Regions from separate parts of the Homo sapiens genome. Here region 2 is linked to region 1. Evidence: chromatin loops called from intact Hi-C (ENCODE). Cell type or tissue: Calu3. All regions are shown on one strand. Each heading gives the region's core, and the rest is flanking DNA. Links, peaks and the distances in the headings are about the cores only.

Evidence for each region. Peaks named below come from ENCODE experiments on the same cell type or tissue, not always from the same donor. Only the 100,000 strongest peaks of a DNase experiment are listed, where the experiment ranks them.
Region 2: a loop joins it to region 1, with 2.2 times the contacts of the local background. A loop is called at or near these places in 2 of 110 quality-filtered maps.

What each region holds. Positions count from the first base shown.
Region 1 is chr1:218,485,637-218,493,471 of GRCh38, reverse strand. No RefSeq gene overlaps it. Among named protein-coding and RNA genes, the nearest start is that of LINC02869, 21 kb to the left of the region's middle. In Calu3, for the core only: no CTCF peak of the experiment used is centred there; a DNase peak (open chromatin) is centred at 4,262.
Region 2 is chr1:218,819,942-218,827,776 of GRCh38, reverse strand. No RefSeq gene overlaps it. Among named protein-coding and RNA genes, the nearest start is that of LINC01710, 95 kb to the left of the region's middle. In Calu3, for the core only: no CTCF peak of the experiment used is centred there; a DNase peak (open chromatin) is centred at 4,406.

The sequences.
Region 1 (7,835 bases), core at 1,668-6,667:
TGTCCTTCTTGCATAAAAAGCTCTTAATTGGCCATAGTGACTTTGAGGGGTACCTGGTATAAAGCCTCAGTTTTGCAGACTTAATACCTTCTCACTAATGACCATATTGGGAAACCATGACAGAAAATTCTAGACAAAATAGTTGCTTTCTCTACACCTGGGAAGCCAAGCCAGGCTCACTAAGAGAGAAACCCTCGCTGTCCACTGGACTAAGCACAGATATAAAGTGGAAAGTTGTGCATTTGCATCTCACCTCTTCCCACCCCTACTTTGTTCTGTGCTGCATCCCCAACACCCAGCGCAGCACTGGCACATGGAAGAGAGTCAGCAAAATTTTATGGAATACATTTTCCCACTATGCAAGAGTGTAATAATCCCCTTATCTTTGTCAGCTACTCACTGCTCATTCATTCAAAAACTATGAGTCAATCACTACACTAGATCTTGGAGATAAAATGTCATTTAAGCAAACGTTGTTCTTCATCATGGAGAGCTCACTCTAGTAGAAGAGATAGACATTCACCAGATAACCACATAAAAATTCAGTCTATAACTATGGATATGATGGTACCATGAAGGAAAAGGCAGAGCAGTCTGAGGAGAGGCCCCAACATGGTCTTGGTCTACAGTGAGAAAACCTGTTCCAGAAGCTTCCTTGAAGCAGTGACTGTTGAACTCATATCTGAAAGATGACTGGCAGTTGACAATGTGAAGATGAGGAGAGGGCAATTCAGACATAGGGACTAGCATGAGGAGGACGTGAGCATGGAAGGTTGGAGCGTGATAGCCAGAGCACAGAACGTGAGAACAAGATGCAGGAGGCAGAAGACATTGGCAGGTGCTGCACCCCAGAAACCACATTAAGAACTACTGTCAATTAGCTGGGCATAGTGGTTCATGCCTGTTAAACCAAGCACTTTTAGAGGATCCCTTGAGGCCAGTAGTTCATGAGGGCCGTGAGCTATGATGATGCCACTGTACTCCACCCTGGGCGACAGAGTGAGACTATGTCTCAAAAACAAACAAACAAAAAAAGAATTTCCATTGATAGATCGATGGTAGCCAATTCCAAGCAGATGCTTTGTGTAGGGCACTCTTCTTACGTGCTGAGCATACCAAGGAGGAAGGTTCAATCCCTTACCTCAATCAAATAGAACTCTAGTTAGTGAAAATAGGATGTTTTTTAGAAGATTAAAAATTAAAAAGTTAACAAGTGCCTTCAGCTAGGGGACAAGTGAATGGGTCACAGGCATTGACAGAATGGAGAGCTCACTGGAAGCCATCCCAGAAGAGGAAGAACTTGACCTGGACACTGAAGAGCAGACAGGACAAATCACACCAGAGATTCCAAGTGTGAAGACCAAGACCAGAGGAGGAAATTTACGAGGATGCTTGGGGAGTCATCCTAGGATGCCTTTGACACTGTCCACCTAACAGGGTAAAATCCAGTGAAAAGGGGACCACCAGACAAATCGTCATAGAGACTCCCACACAGTGCCTGTCTGTCTGATTTCAGCTGAGTTTTTTCCCAAATTCCATCAAAACAGACAGTAGATGACACACCGATTATTTGCTTTTTGTATGTATCCCGCAAAAATTAGTTAAGGAAAAACACAGTCTACGTGTAAATTTTTCCATCTGCAACAGAAGGAAAATGTATCTGTTCATACCAACTAACCCAAGATCCAACAGAATGAACCAGTGAAGGAGGGAAATGAACTTAGTCGTTTGTAATATGTCTGTCAGGATAAATTAAATGCACATAGCTACACTTTGATATACCTGCCCTCAATTCTTTCAAACCAGTTTCAATTACTTTCTCACCATACAGTAATATTCATGAGTATATTTCTGGAAGATTTTAAGTATTTCACAAGTATTAACTCATTTTATCTTCACAACCACCCAGTGTGGTTAGTATTGGTGTTATCTCCATTTAATGGTTGAGAAAACTGAGACAGAATGAGGAGAGGTGACTTAACTAAGGCTGCAGCAGGGCAAAGGAGGAAATGGCATTTGAACCTAGGACATCTGGCTCCAGAGCTATACTCTTAACCTTTACATTTTACTGCCTACCTAATGTGTATAATAAACCAGGGGCCAACAAACTTTTTCTGGAAAGTCCCAGGTAGTAAGTATTTTTGGCTTTGTGGGCCATACATTATCTCTGCCTTTACTACTCTATTGTGTCACTGCAATGGGAAAGCAGTCACAGACAATATGTAAAAGAAATGTGTAGGCCAGGCACGGTGGCTCATACCTGTAATCCCAGCACTTTGAGAGGCTGAGGTGGGTGGATAACTTGAGGTCAGGAGTTAGAGACCAGCCTGGCCAACATGGTGAAACCCTGTCTCTACTAAAAATACAAAAATTTAGCCAGGCATGGTGGCATGCTCCTGTAGTCCCAGCTATTCCGGAGGCTGAGGCAGGACAATCGCTCGAACCTGGGAGGCAGAGGTTGCAATGAGCTGAGATCGCACCACTGCACGCCAGCCTGGGCGACAGAGTGAAACGCTGTCTCAAAAAAAAAAGAAAAGAAAAGAAAAGAAAAGAAAGAAGGAAGGAAGGAAGGAAGGAAGGAAGGAAGGAAGGAAGGAAGGAAGGAAGGAAGGAAAGAAAAAGCAAGCAAGCAAGCAAGCAAGCAAGCAAGCAAGCAAGCAAGCAAGCAAGCATGGCTGGATTTGACCCATGGCAGACCTGACCAAGCCCTTCCATAATTTGCCATTGCAAATTAAAATAAGGTCACTTTTCATAAATTTACATAGCGTGAAAAAGATCTTGCTTGTTAGCCTTTTAGTCCCCATTTGTGAACATTCATTTATTTACTCAGCAAGTATTTAGTGAGTCCATACTCTGGGACAGGCACTTTTTTCAGGTATTAAAATAACATCAGTAAACAAGATAGTTTCTATCCTCTGGAGCTGTATTCTGGCAGAGGAGACAGACAATAGGCAAACAATAGAGATAAGCTAGATAGATCATAGAACAGTAGGTAGTAATAAGTGCTATGAAGAAAAACAAATCAGAGCAAGAGACTAAAGACAGGCAATGGTTGCTACTGCAGGGTGCGTGGTCAAGGAAGGCCTCCCTGTTGGGGAGGTTTCTGTAGAAGTAGTCACTGAAGTCTGGGAGTTGGATGAGATCTCCAAGAGTGTACATGTCATTCAAAACTGAAAAGTGAAGGATTCAGCAAAGAAGGCTAAGAAGAATGCTTCAATAAGGAGAGTGAAACCAACTGCAACTGCATTGAATACTGCAAACATTCACACGGAGGAGGTCTGAGAGGTGCCCATTGATTTGGCAATGAGCATGACCCTGGTAACTTTAATGAGAGCATTTTCAGAAGAGGGAGGAAAGCCCAATTAAAGGAGATTCAGGAGCAAGTAAAAGAAAGAGAAAGGAAGACAGTGAGTGTGAAAAAATTATTTCCAGAAATTCTGCTATAAGGAAAAGAAGTAGAACAGAGTAGACAGAGGATAGTATAGTATAAAGGAAATATTTTGCTTTGGGCTTTTTTTTGTGTTTTTTTAACTAGGAAGACATAATATACAATATGCTTTTATATTAATAGAAATAGTCTAGTAGAGAAGATGAAATGGATGAAGTTGGGACAAAGAATAAATATTCTTGTGTTTGATGTTGTTATTCACCTGTATAATGGGCATTAAATGTAATTTAGATGTTTTATGTGTTGATCTTCACCTGTAAGAGATATATAGTGTGATTTTCATGTAACACAAATCAGTGAGCTCAGCACAGAAGCAGGGCTGGTATTAATATGCACCAGTACAAACATAGCAGTTGTCTATGGTCAGTATCTGTTCTGACTGTTGAATGCATTTCTAGTGAAATATTTTATTTATCATCCCTGCTCAGTGTGCTTCACTATATAATCTTAATTTTTACACAGTCATTGTATAATATAATAAAATTTCTTTGAATTTGAAAAGAATCTTTGCTTTTCAATAGAATTCACCAAGAACAATGAAATAAAAACAACAACAACATTGGATTAGAACATCAGACATGGGTTACCAGTTTTCTGTTTATTGGTTGATTTTAGCTAGAACACATCTCCCTATTACTCTATCTACATTTTGGGTAGTCATCCTGAGTTGCTTGCTGTGGGCATTTTTAGAAATCTTAGGCCACTCTAAGTAGAATGGTATCTTATACCCAAGCCATTGTGTTTTTGGGTTTGCTTAACTGATCTGAGGTTAATGCAAGTGCAGAGCAAACAAGCTTTTGCCCATGTAAGGACTGATTGCGAGTCCTGAATGTGCAGAACCACAGACAGGATTCCTGCAGAGTTTATGACATTAGACCTGGTTGGTGGCGGGGGTGGGGGGGGGGGGAGCAGCTGCCACTAACTACATTCCTGAGATGTACAAATGCCTTTGGAGGAAAGGTATCTTGTTTGAAGGAAATTCCAGAATCATTTGTGAATTCCCAGGTCTGGGGACAAAATCACGAATTAAGTGGGCATCCTTAAATTCCTATTGACAACACATAAAGAATAGTATCAAACTCCCTTAAAATGTTGTCTTTTTAGTATTTTCTCATTTTATTTTATGCTATAGAACATACACATTTAGAGTGGGGGTGGAGAGGGAAGTCGCTGAATATATTTGGAGTAGATACATGGTGAGCTCCTTAAAAGTAGTCACCTTGTCAGTTTTGTATCGAACCAAATGGCACTTATGCAGGTGTTGTATGAATGAATGAATAAATAAATAATTGGGCAAATATATACCCAGGAGTCCAGCTTTGGGTAGATTGTATCTGGTCTCTCACTCACTGTTTGTGTGGTCAATACTGTGTAGTTTACTCATCTTTCCCTCGTATTTCATATCTAAGTGATTGAAGTACAATTTCCCAAGCCAGATTTACTTAACAAAGCCTTAATGAGACACTATATGTTTATAACTCAGTATCAAAAATATATTTGAGTTTTGGTTTTTGCTATTTATTTATTTTTTCTCTCTCTCTTCCTTTCTTTTCTTAATTACAAAGCCATACTTGTTTAGTCACCTCTCTCTCATCAGACCCTTCATTCATTCGAAACACATTCACTAATGTGAGCTAGACAGTGTTCCAAATGCTGGAGATACCAAATGGAAGAAAGTGCCAGACCTCTGTGAGCTCACTGACTGAAGGCTGTGGCCATGACAAGGCAAGGGGTTGTTTTAATAACAGCTTGCATCTCCATCATCACCCTACTTGATGTCTCTTAACACTCATCTTTGAATCATCCAGGTCGTATCAATGTCTGAATCTGGCTTGTTTTCCATTGGAAATATCTCTACTATGCTTGTTAACTAATGAGGTGGCCAATAACTATCACATTGTTATATAACCCTCATAAGGGCAAAGCCTTCCTTCATTTTCCTCTGACTTTACCCAAAGATGATGATAACTGAGTGTTATCTTGGAAAGACTTCTGTTCCTGCTCCTGACTGCTATGGGAGCCTTCAGAAAGCCATTACCTCTTTAAAATTCAGTTCCCTGAATATAAAATAAGATCACAGAGATCAATAGTCTTAAGATCCTTTCTAACTTCCAGTGACTGTGATTATTTAATACTCAGAAACATTCATTACTCAGCTAGAAGGAATTTCTGGCACCTAAACATGGTTTTTTTTTTTTTTTTTTTTTTTTTTTTTTTTTTTTTTTGAGATGGAGTCTCACTCTGTCACCCAGGCTGGAGTGCAGTGGTGCGATCTCAGCTCACTGCAACCTCCACTTCCCGGGTTCAAGTGATTCTCCTGCCTCAGCCTCCTGAGTAGCTGGGACTACAGGCATGCACCACCACACCTAGCTAATTTTTGTATTTTCAGTAGAGAAGGGGTTTCACCATGTTGGCCAGGATGGTCTCGATCTCCTGACCTCGTGATCCGTGATCCGCCACCTTGGCCTCCCATAGTGCTGCGATTATAGGCGTGACCCACCGCACCTGGCCTAAACATGTATTTTGAGGGAAATGTAGCTTAATAGTGAAATTTGACCTTTGAAGTGTCCCGAAGAATCAGGTACCTGCTTTCAAATGCAAATACCTAGTCTAATAGGAGTAACACAAAATTAAGAGCCATGAATAATCACAATTAAATTGAAAAGAAACTACACGTTCTGAGTATTGGCCCCATTTTCCCAAGCCAGACACAAACGGTAACTTAAATTTGATTAGATAAGTTTTGTTTTTTTGAAGATGATCTTCCTTTTAATTATAAAGGATCAAAACAGGGACTGCCCTGAGAAAATCAAGACAGTAAGTTGCAGCAATTGAGCCCTGGACCAGAAGCACAGACTTTCGACCCATGCCTCGCTCTAACAGTGATGGCTGATGGCATCAGGCACCTCCCTGGCCCCGTTTTCTTATCAAAAAAATTAAATAGTCAAATCCAGAGACTGCAAAGTTCCCATACAGTTCCATCATAACATGGTTTTAGGAAGTCTGTAACATTAGCATAGTTATGTACTTCAGTAAATATCCTAATATTTCAGAAGTCCTTCATAGCATCAATTTAGCAACCTTAGATAATCAATAATCCAAGAACTTGTAGTTCCAATTTCAGCCTATATAGCTACAAATTCCTGTAGTTTCCTGGGCTCAAGCCAAGCAGCACAGATTAATTTATTTGAAAATTAAGGACCTATATATGCATGGACCTTGGTAGACACTGTAGCCAACATGGATAAATATATCTTAGGCCTTGTCCTCAGGTAACGTGGTAGGTACGTATATAAAACACACACAATTCATTCACTTCTATAATAACATTTTGAGCCAACGGTTCCAGACACACAAATACAACAATGAAACATAAAATCAAGCATGACAGTCTGAGTTCAGAGAAACAGAGGAGTGAGGAGGCACAGCAACTTAATATGGTTAGAAAGAGCTGAAAGAGAAAATGAAATTTGGAATGAGGATTGGTCATTGGGCAGAAGTTTCACAGATAGGCATGGAGAGAAGAGCATTTTAGGTAGAAGGAATGGCATGAACAGTTATGCAGAATTGCAAGTGCATGTGGCTTTTCCCAAGCTGTGAGTATGACTGGAGTTTAGAATACAGGAGAGGTCAAAGATGAGACTTGGAAGGTAGACTGAATCAGCGTATGAAGTATATTGGATGCCAGGCTAAGGCATTTAAATTTGTTTTGCTGATGTTGCGGATTTGCATCAAGGCAAGGCACATGTTTTAGGAAAGTTGCTTGGTAGCTGCCATTATGGTTGTGAGTAGGGAAACATAGAAAAGAGGAAGAGAGAAGAGGATGTTGGCACAAAGATTCTCATTATTAAATTATTTATATTAGGTAGAAAGTAAGAAATTACTGGCCAGGCGTGGTGGCTCACGCCTGTAATCCCAGCACTTTGGGAGGCTGAGGCAGGTGGATCACGAGGTCAGGAGATTGAGACCATCCTGGCTAACACAGTGAAACCCTGTCTCTACTAAAAAATACAGAAATACACACAAAAATATTACTATAAGGACTGATATAAGAATAAGTTGGATTATTACTCAACCATTAAAATATGATTACTAGGAGTTTGTAATTACATGGAAAAAATGACTATTTTATAAAGTTAAACTTAAAATTTTGTGAGACAAATTATATATATATATACACACATATATATGTATGTACATTCATGCATCATTTACAACAAGATATTCTCTGAGAAATGTCACTGTTAGGTGACTTTGTCATTGTGTAAACATCCTTCACATACTTCACAAACCTGGAAGGTATAGCCTACTACACAGCTACAGCTATCTACACAGCAACAGCTACGACTATCCTAGCTACACAGCTAGGATATACGGTATAGTTTAT
Region 2 (7,835 bases), core at 1,456-6,455, 330 kb before region 1:
TCATTAGAGAAATGCAAATAAAAACCACAATGAGATACCATCTCACACCAGTCAGAATTTCTATTTTTAAAAATAAAAAATAACAGATGCTGGCAGGGTTGCAGAGAAAAGAGAATGTTTATCCACTGCTGGTGGGAGTGTAAACTAATTCAGCCACTGTGGAAAGCAGTGTGATGATTCCTCAAAGAACTAAAAATGGAATTACACTCAGCAATATGATTATTGGGTATATAATATACCCCAAAGAATATAAATTATTCTACCATAAAGACACATACATGTGTTATGTTCATTGCAGCACTATTTACAAAAGCAAGGACATGGTATCAACATGAATGCTTATCAATGGTAGACTGGATAAAGAAAATGTGGTACATATACACCATGGAATATTATGAAGCCACAAGAAGGGATGAGATCATCTCCTTTGTGGCAACATGGATGGAGCTGGAGACCGTTATCCTTAGCAAATTAATGCAAGAACAGAAAACTAAAGACCGCATGTTCTTACTTACAAATGGGAGCTAAATAACAAGAACACATGGACACAAAGAGGAGAACAACAGACACGGGGCCCTACTTGAGGGTGCAGGGTGGGAAGAGAGAGAGGATCAGAAAAGAAATACCTATTAGGTACTATACTTATTACCTGGATGATGAGATAATCTGTACACCAAACTCCCATGACACGAATTTATCTTTATAACCAACCTGCACATGTACCCCTGAGCCTAAAAATTTTAAAAGAAAATATGAACTTTGCTCATCAGGACTAAAAGATTGACAAAAGTATCCTTAAAGTCATTCTTGTGTGTGTGTATAAAAAACACCAGCATTACTGCTAATTCAAGACTGTCCTTCTTTGTTAAGTGTTTGGGTCACAGCTTTCCATGGAAAGTTGAATGGGCCTGTTTTATTATCATGGTTTTTGTGTCCCTTTAGTTCAGAGGCAGTAGGAGGGTGTGTTTTTTTTTTTTTTTCCAAAAAATCCTTTTCCAGACTAAAGTTACTCTCATTTTCACAGCCAAGAGCTTTTTAATAATAATTCTTCTTTGGAACAATTTTAGTTACATTCAATTGAGTCAAAATTTTGTGATTTCTCTATGGAGTGAAAAATCCAAGCCACTCTTATGGGACATTTAAGGAAAACATTTTCTGCCTTTATGCTAAATGAGAGTCAAGTGAATAATCCAAATAGAAATAAAAGATCGTGGAGAGAAAAATGATAAATTAACTCCATGAAATGCTTTGACTCCTTCTCTCTTCCTTGTCTTTTTCTTCTCTTCTTTTTCTTTCTTCTCTTCTTTTTCTTTCTTCTCTTCTTTTCCCTCATTTTTTCCTTGCTTTCTCATTTCTTCTTCCTTGACTTTTTTAATCTTTTTCTTTTCTGTCAAAGTTTCGTCTGGAGTGATGGCCAAGCTGCCACAGCAGAAATGGTTCTCAATGACTGAGAAAGATTCAAAATTGGAACAAAAACAGGAAGGGAAGATGAAGACAAGGGATCAGGAGCTGGGCATGTTCTCAAAAAGAGCAAGAGAGGAGGAACACAGCATGAAGGCAGCAAGATCAGCCTGCTTGTAGTCAGCAGAGTTGGGATGGCTGGACCACCCTTGTTGTGTGCACAGGTCTGGTGATTATTGGGTGGGTGAATCCTGGGATAGGGTATACAAAATCAGGATGAATTCACCCTTTCTCATACTCTTTTTCATTGTTTTGTTCCCATACTTATTCCTTCATTTCTTTCTTTTCTTCCCTTATCCTAATTTCTTCATGAAGATATCCATAAACATGATGAAGATTAAAAATATTTAGGTGCAGAAAGTGTCTGTCACTTCTATACCTTCTGATATTTTTTTCATCTCAAGTGGTTATTGCTTTGACATTTCTAAGTGCACCAGAGAAATAAAGTTGAAGAAAATACTATGGAGGTGCTTTTAGGCTAGGAGTGAGACTAACAGGCAAACAAATCATGAGAGCTTGATGTGATTATGGCATAAAACGTACCATCGAAATGTGATGGCAAGACCGGAAGGCAGGTATCTGTTCATGGAAAACTTCAAGCAACAAGGAGAGGAATGGAGTTCTAACTGACAACAAGGGGAACTCTGGGGACTTCCAAATCACTGGAGGGCAGGCCCAGGTCTGGCTGGGGGTTTCTCAATCACTAGTGTTGAATGTCGTGAAAAGGAGTTCAGATCTGATTTTCTAAATCGGTGCTGGCATAGACTGATCACGTACAAATGGGAGAGAAAAGTATATAATGGTTGGAGCAATCAAGTCAATTTTATCTATGGAACAGCCTCTGATAGCATTAGTTATTACTTGGACTATGTCACACATGTGACTGTTATCTGCAGTTTCTGTCCCAATATAACTATTATTTCAGGTAGACTGCTATATACAATATCACACAATTGATAGATTATGAGTTAGAGATGTAATCTAATTTGCAGTTTGATACATTAGCTTGACCACAGTATTTATGGATATGACATGGCAGGACTAGAAGGAGAAAAAAAACAATGAGAAGGCTGTTAAAATGGTACAGAACCCATACCCCAGCCACCAAAAAAAAGCTGAGGACTTGAACTATGATGAGGGCAGGAAAGATGGGGAGAGAAACATATGTAGCAAACAGATGCTGGTGGACTGTCTTTGTCCATTATGGCAGCTACAACAAAATACTTTAGACGGGGTCATTTACAAACAGCACACATTTATTTCTTGTATTTGTAGAAGCTTGGAAGTCCAAGGTCAATGCACCTGCAGATCCAGTGTCTGGTGAGGACCTATTATTCATAGATACTGCCTTCTAGCTGTGTACTCACATGACAGGAGGGGCAAACAAGCTTCCTCAGGCCCCTTTTATAAGGGCACTAAACCCATTCATTGGGATAGAACCCTCATGACCTAAACACCTCCCAAAGGCCCCACTGTTTAATATTATTGCCTTGGGGTTAGGTTTCAACATATGAATTGGGGGGGGGACACAAACATTCACAAAATAATCATGAACCTGGTGATTATTTTGATGTGAAAGTTGGGAGAAAAGAAGAAATAAAAATAATCAATAAATATGATTATATAGGGATATATATGATGCTATGCCATCTTAATATGCAGTAATCTCCAAGTATGTAAATTCTAAATAAATCCCAAGTCTTTATAGATTCAACCTAGATAAATATCCTTTTATTTGTAGTATGCTAGGTTTGGCAATTACTCTAGGAAACACAGATTTTTAAAAAATGTATACTTTGAATACATCAGGTAAACCCATTGTTATTATTTAAAAAGCAACAACTTTAATGGTGAAAAGTAGAGATTGACATGAATATGCTTATATTGGGACAATGACCCCTACCTTGGGTATGTGAAGCATGGTCTTCACCTGATGGTCAACATCCACAATTCTTCACAATTGACCATGTCACACATTCCAAATAAACAAGCCCCAGAATTCTAAGGAATTTGGATGAGGGCACATTTGATGCACTGAATTATGTCCACCCAAGATGCATATGTTGAAATTCTAACCCCTAATATGTCAGAATGTGACTATATTTGAAAACAGGGTCTATAAACACATAATTTAGATAAAATTAGATCATGAAGACTAGCCCTTGTCCAATATGATTGATGTCCTTGTAAGAAGAAATCTAGGCGCACAAGCAGTTACAGAGAAACGACCATCTGAAGACACAGGGAGAAGATAGCCATCTAAGCCAAGGAAAGAGGCCCTCAGAAGAAAGCCATCCTGCCAACACCTTGATCTTGGACTTTTAGCTTCCAGGACTGTGAGAAAGTAGATGTCTATTGTTTAGGCCACTCAGTTTGTGGTGCATTGTTACAGCAGCCCTAGCAAACAAATATAGGGCACAGCTCATAGGTGGTCTAGAGTCGTCTGGCACTCTTGCTAGTCTGACGCCAAAACCTGTGTTCTTCTTACCTTAATCTTCAAAGAGCTGTAACTGAGCCTCTCTCTACTCTCTACCCAAGAGAACAGTGAGTATTGGCTGAATCATCATGGCTTCCATTCTCTAATTAAGGGACGTGTAAGTGCCAAGAGTTTTCCATCCAGTAGAGGAACAGCTACTCTACACTGATTATGATCTTTTAATTTATGATGACAATGATTAGGACGGAGAGAAAGTTTTTTAAGTGCTATACTATATTAGGGGAATAAAAAGGGAATTGCACAACAGTGTTTCAAAGCTTTGAACTCTAGCTTCCATAGATGACTGAGGACTTACTCAAAAGCTAAGAATGGTATTTTTGGATTGCTTTACTGAGAAACAGAGAGAGAGAGAGAGAATGCTACTTGATACAGAAAAAGCTTTGCAATGAACTAAAGGAAGAAAGGAACTAGCTAAGTTAGATATTAACTTAAACCACATCAATGTGGCTAAGCCTGAGGTTCTTCTACTATGCAATGCAGGTCACATTTCTTATATAGACACAGGATTTTTGCATTCTTTTATCATGATGTGATGATTTTGCCTAACTGTGGAAGTTGCTAAGCCAATACTAAGAACAGCACAAATCAACTTATTCTATTTGTTCTAAGATTTTTCCTTTGTAATATATGAATTTCCTATAAGCTAGAATTTATAAAATGGACTGAAAGTCACCTCCATACTTTTCCCATTTTCAGAACCCTATTCTACTAGAGTAATTCTTTTATAATAGTTATTTAGGAATTATCAGTTAAATCATGTTACATAGATATTTATGAATTTTTTTTTACTTGGTTTGGGTGAACATCTATTTTCTCACTTATTAGCCTGATGGGGATAGCATTGAATCTATAAATTACTTTGGGCAGTAAGGCCATTTTCGTGATATTGATTCTCCTATCCGTGAGCAGGGAATGTTTTTCCATTTGTTTGTGTCCTCTTTTATTTCCTTGAGCAATGGTTTGTAGTTCTCCTTGAAGAGGTCCGTCACATCCCTTGTAAGTTGGATTCGTAAGTATTTTATTCTCTTTGTAGTAATTGTGAATGGGAGCTCACTCATGATTTGGCTCTCTGTTTGTCTGTTATTGGTGTATAGGAATGCTTGTGATTTTTGCACATTGATTTTGTATCCTGAGACTTTGCTGAAGTTGCTTATCAGCTTAAGGAGATTTTAGGCTGAGAAGTTGGGGTTTTCTAAATATACAACATGTCATCTGCAAACAGAGAAAATTTGAGTTCCTCTTTTCCTAATTGAATGCCCTTATTTCTTTCTCTTGCCTGATTGCCCTGGCCAGAACTTCCAATACTATGTTGAATGGGAGTGGTGAGAGAGGGCATCCTTGTCTTATGCCAGTTTTCAAAGGGAATGCTTCCAGTTTTTGCCCGTTTTGTATGATATTGGCTGTGGGTTTGTCATAAATACCTCTTATTATTTTGAGATATGTTCCATTAATACCTAGTTTATTGAGTGTGTTTAGCATGAAGGAGTGTTGAATTTTATCGAAGGCCTTTTCTGCATCTTCATGTGGTTTTTGTCATTGGTTCTGTTTATGTGATGGACCACGTTTATTGATTTGTGTATGTTGAATCAGCTTTGCATCCCAAGGATGAAGCCGATTTGATCATGGTGGATAAACTTTTTGATGTGCTGCTGGATTCGGTTTGCCAGTATTTTATTGAGGATTTTTGTGTCTATGTTCATCAGAAATATTGGCCTCAAATTTTCTTTTTTTGTTGTGTCTCTGACAGATTTTGATATCAGGCTAATGCTGGCCTCATAAAATGAGTTAGGGAGGATTCCCTCTCTTTCTATTGACTGGAATAGTTTCAGAACGAATGGTACCAGCTCCTCTTTGTACCTCTGGTAGAATTCAGCTGCGAATCCATCCGGTTCTAGGCATTTTTTGGTTGGCAGACTATTAATTATTGCCTTAATTTCAGAACCTGTTATTGGTCTATTCAGAGATTCGACTTCTTCCTGGTTTAGTCTTGGGAGAGTGTATGTGTCCAGGAATTTATCCATTTCTTCTAGATTTTCTAGTTTATTTGCGTAGAGGTGTTTATAGTATTCTCTAACGATAGTTTGTATTTCTGTGGGATCGGTGGTGATATCCCCTTTATCATTTTTTATTGTGTCTATTTGATTCTTCTCTCTTTTCTTCTTTATTAGTCTGTCTATGGGTCCATCTATTTTGCTGATCTCTTCAAAAAACCAGCTCCTGGATTCATTGATTTCCTAATGGGTTTTTTGTGACTCTATCTCCTTTAGTTCTGCTCTGATCTTAGTTATTTCTTGTCTTCTGCTAGCTTTTGAATTTGTTTGCTCTTGCTTCTCTAGTTTTTTTAATTGTATAGTTAGGGTGTTGATTTTAGATCTTTCCTGCTTTCTCTTATGGGCATTTAGTGCTATAAATTTCCCTCTACACACTGCTTTAAATGTGCCCCACAGATTCTGGTACGTTGTGTCTTTGTTCTCATTTGTTTCAAAGAACATCTTTATTTCTGCCTTCATTTCGTTATTTACCCAGTAGTCATTCAGGAGCAAGTTGTTCAGTTTCCATGTAGTTGTGTGGTTTTGAGTGAGTTTCTTAATCCTGAGTTCTAATTTGATTGCATTGTGGTCTGAGAGACAGTTCATTGTGATTTTTGTTCTTTTGCATTTGCTGAGGAGTATTTTACTTTCAATTATGTGGTCAATTTTAGAATAAGTGCAATGTGGTGCTGAGAAGAATGTATATTCTGTTGATTTGGAGTGGAGAGTTCTGTAGATGTCTATTAGGTCTGCTTGGTCCAGAACTGAGTTCAAGTCCTAGATATCATTGTTAATTTTCTGTCTCATTGATCCATCTAATATTTGTGTCCTCTCTTATTTCCTTGAGCAGTGATTTGTAGTTCTCCTTGAAGAGGTCCTTCATGTTCCTTTTAACTTGTATTCCTAGGTACTTTATTTTCTTCGTAGCAATTGTGAATGGGAGTTCACTCATGATTTGGCTCTCTCCTTGTCTATTATTGGTGTATAAGAATGCTTGTGATTTTTGCACATGAATTGTGTAGCCTGAGACTTTGCTGAAGTTGTTTACCAGCTTAAGGAGTTTTTGGGCTAAGACGATGGGGTTTTCGAAATATACAATCATGTCATCTGCAAACAGAGACAATTTGATTTCCTCTCTTCCTATTTGAATACATTTTATTTCTTTCTCTTGCCCAATTGCCCTGGCCAGAACTTCCAATACTATGTTGAATAGGAGTGGTGAGAGAGGGCATCCTTGTCTTATGCCAATTTTCAAAGGGAATGCTTCCAGCTTTTACCCATTCAGTATGATATTGGCTATGGATTTGTCATAAATAGCTCTTATTATTTTGAGATATGTTCCATCAATATGTAGTTTATTGAGTGTTTTTAGCATGAAGGGTGTTGAATTTTATCGATGGCCTTTTCTGCATCTATTGAGACAATCATGCAGTTTTTGTCGTTGGTTCTGTTTATGTGATGGATTACGTTTATTGATTTGCTTATGTTGAACGAGACTTGCATCACAGGGATGAAGCCCACTTTAATGTGGTGGATAAGCTTTTTGATGTGCTGCTGGATTTGTTGCAGCATTTTTTACAATAGCAAAGACTTGGAATCAAGCCAAATACCTATCAATGAGAGACTGGATAAAGAAAATGTGGCACATATACACCACGGAATACTACGGAGCCATAAAAAAAGAATGAATTCATGTCCTTTGCAGGGATATGGATGAAGCTGGAAACCATCATTCTCCACAAACTAACACAGGAACAGAAAACTGAACACTGCATGTTCTCACTCATAAGTGGGAGTTGAACAATAAGAACACATGGACACAGGGAGGGGAACATCATACACCGGGG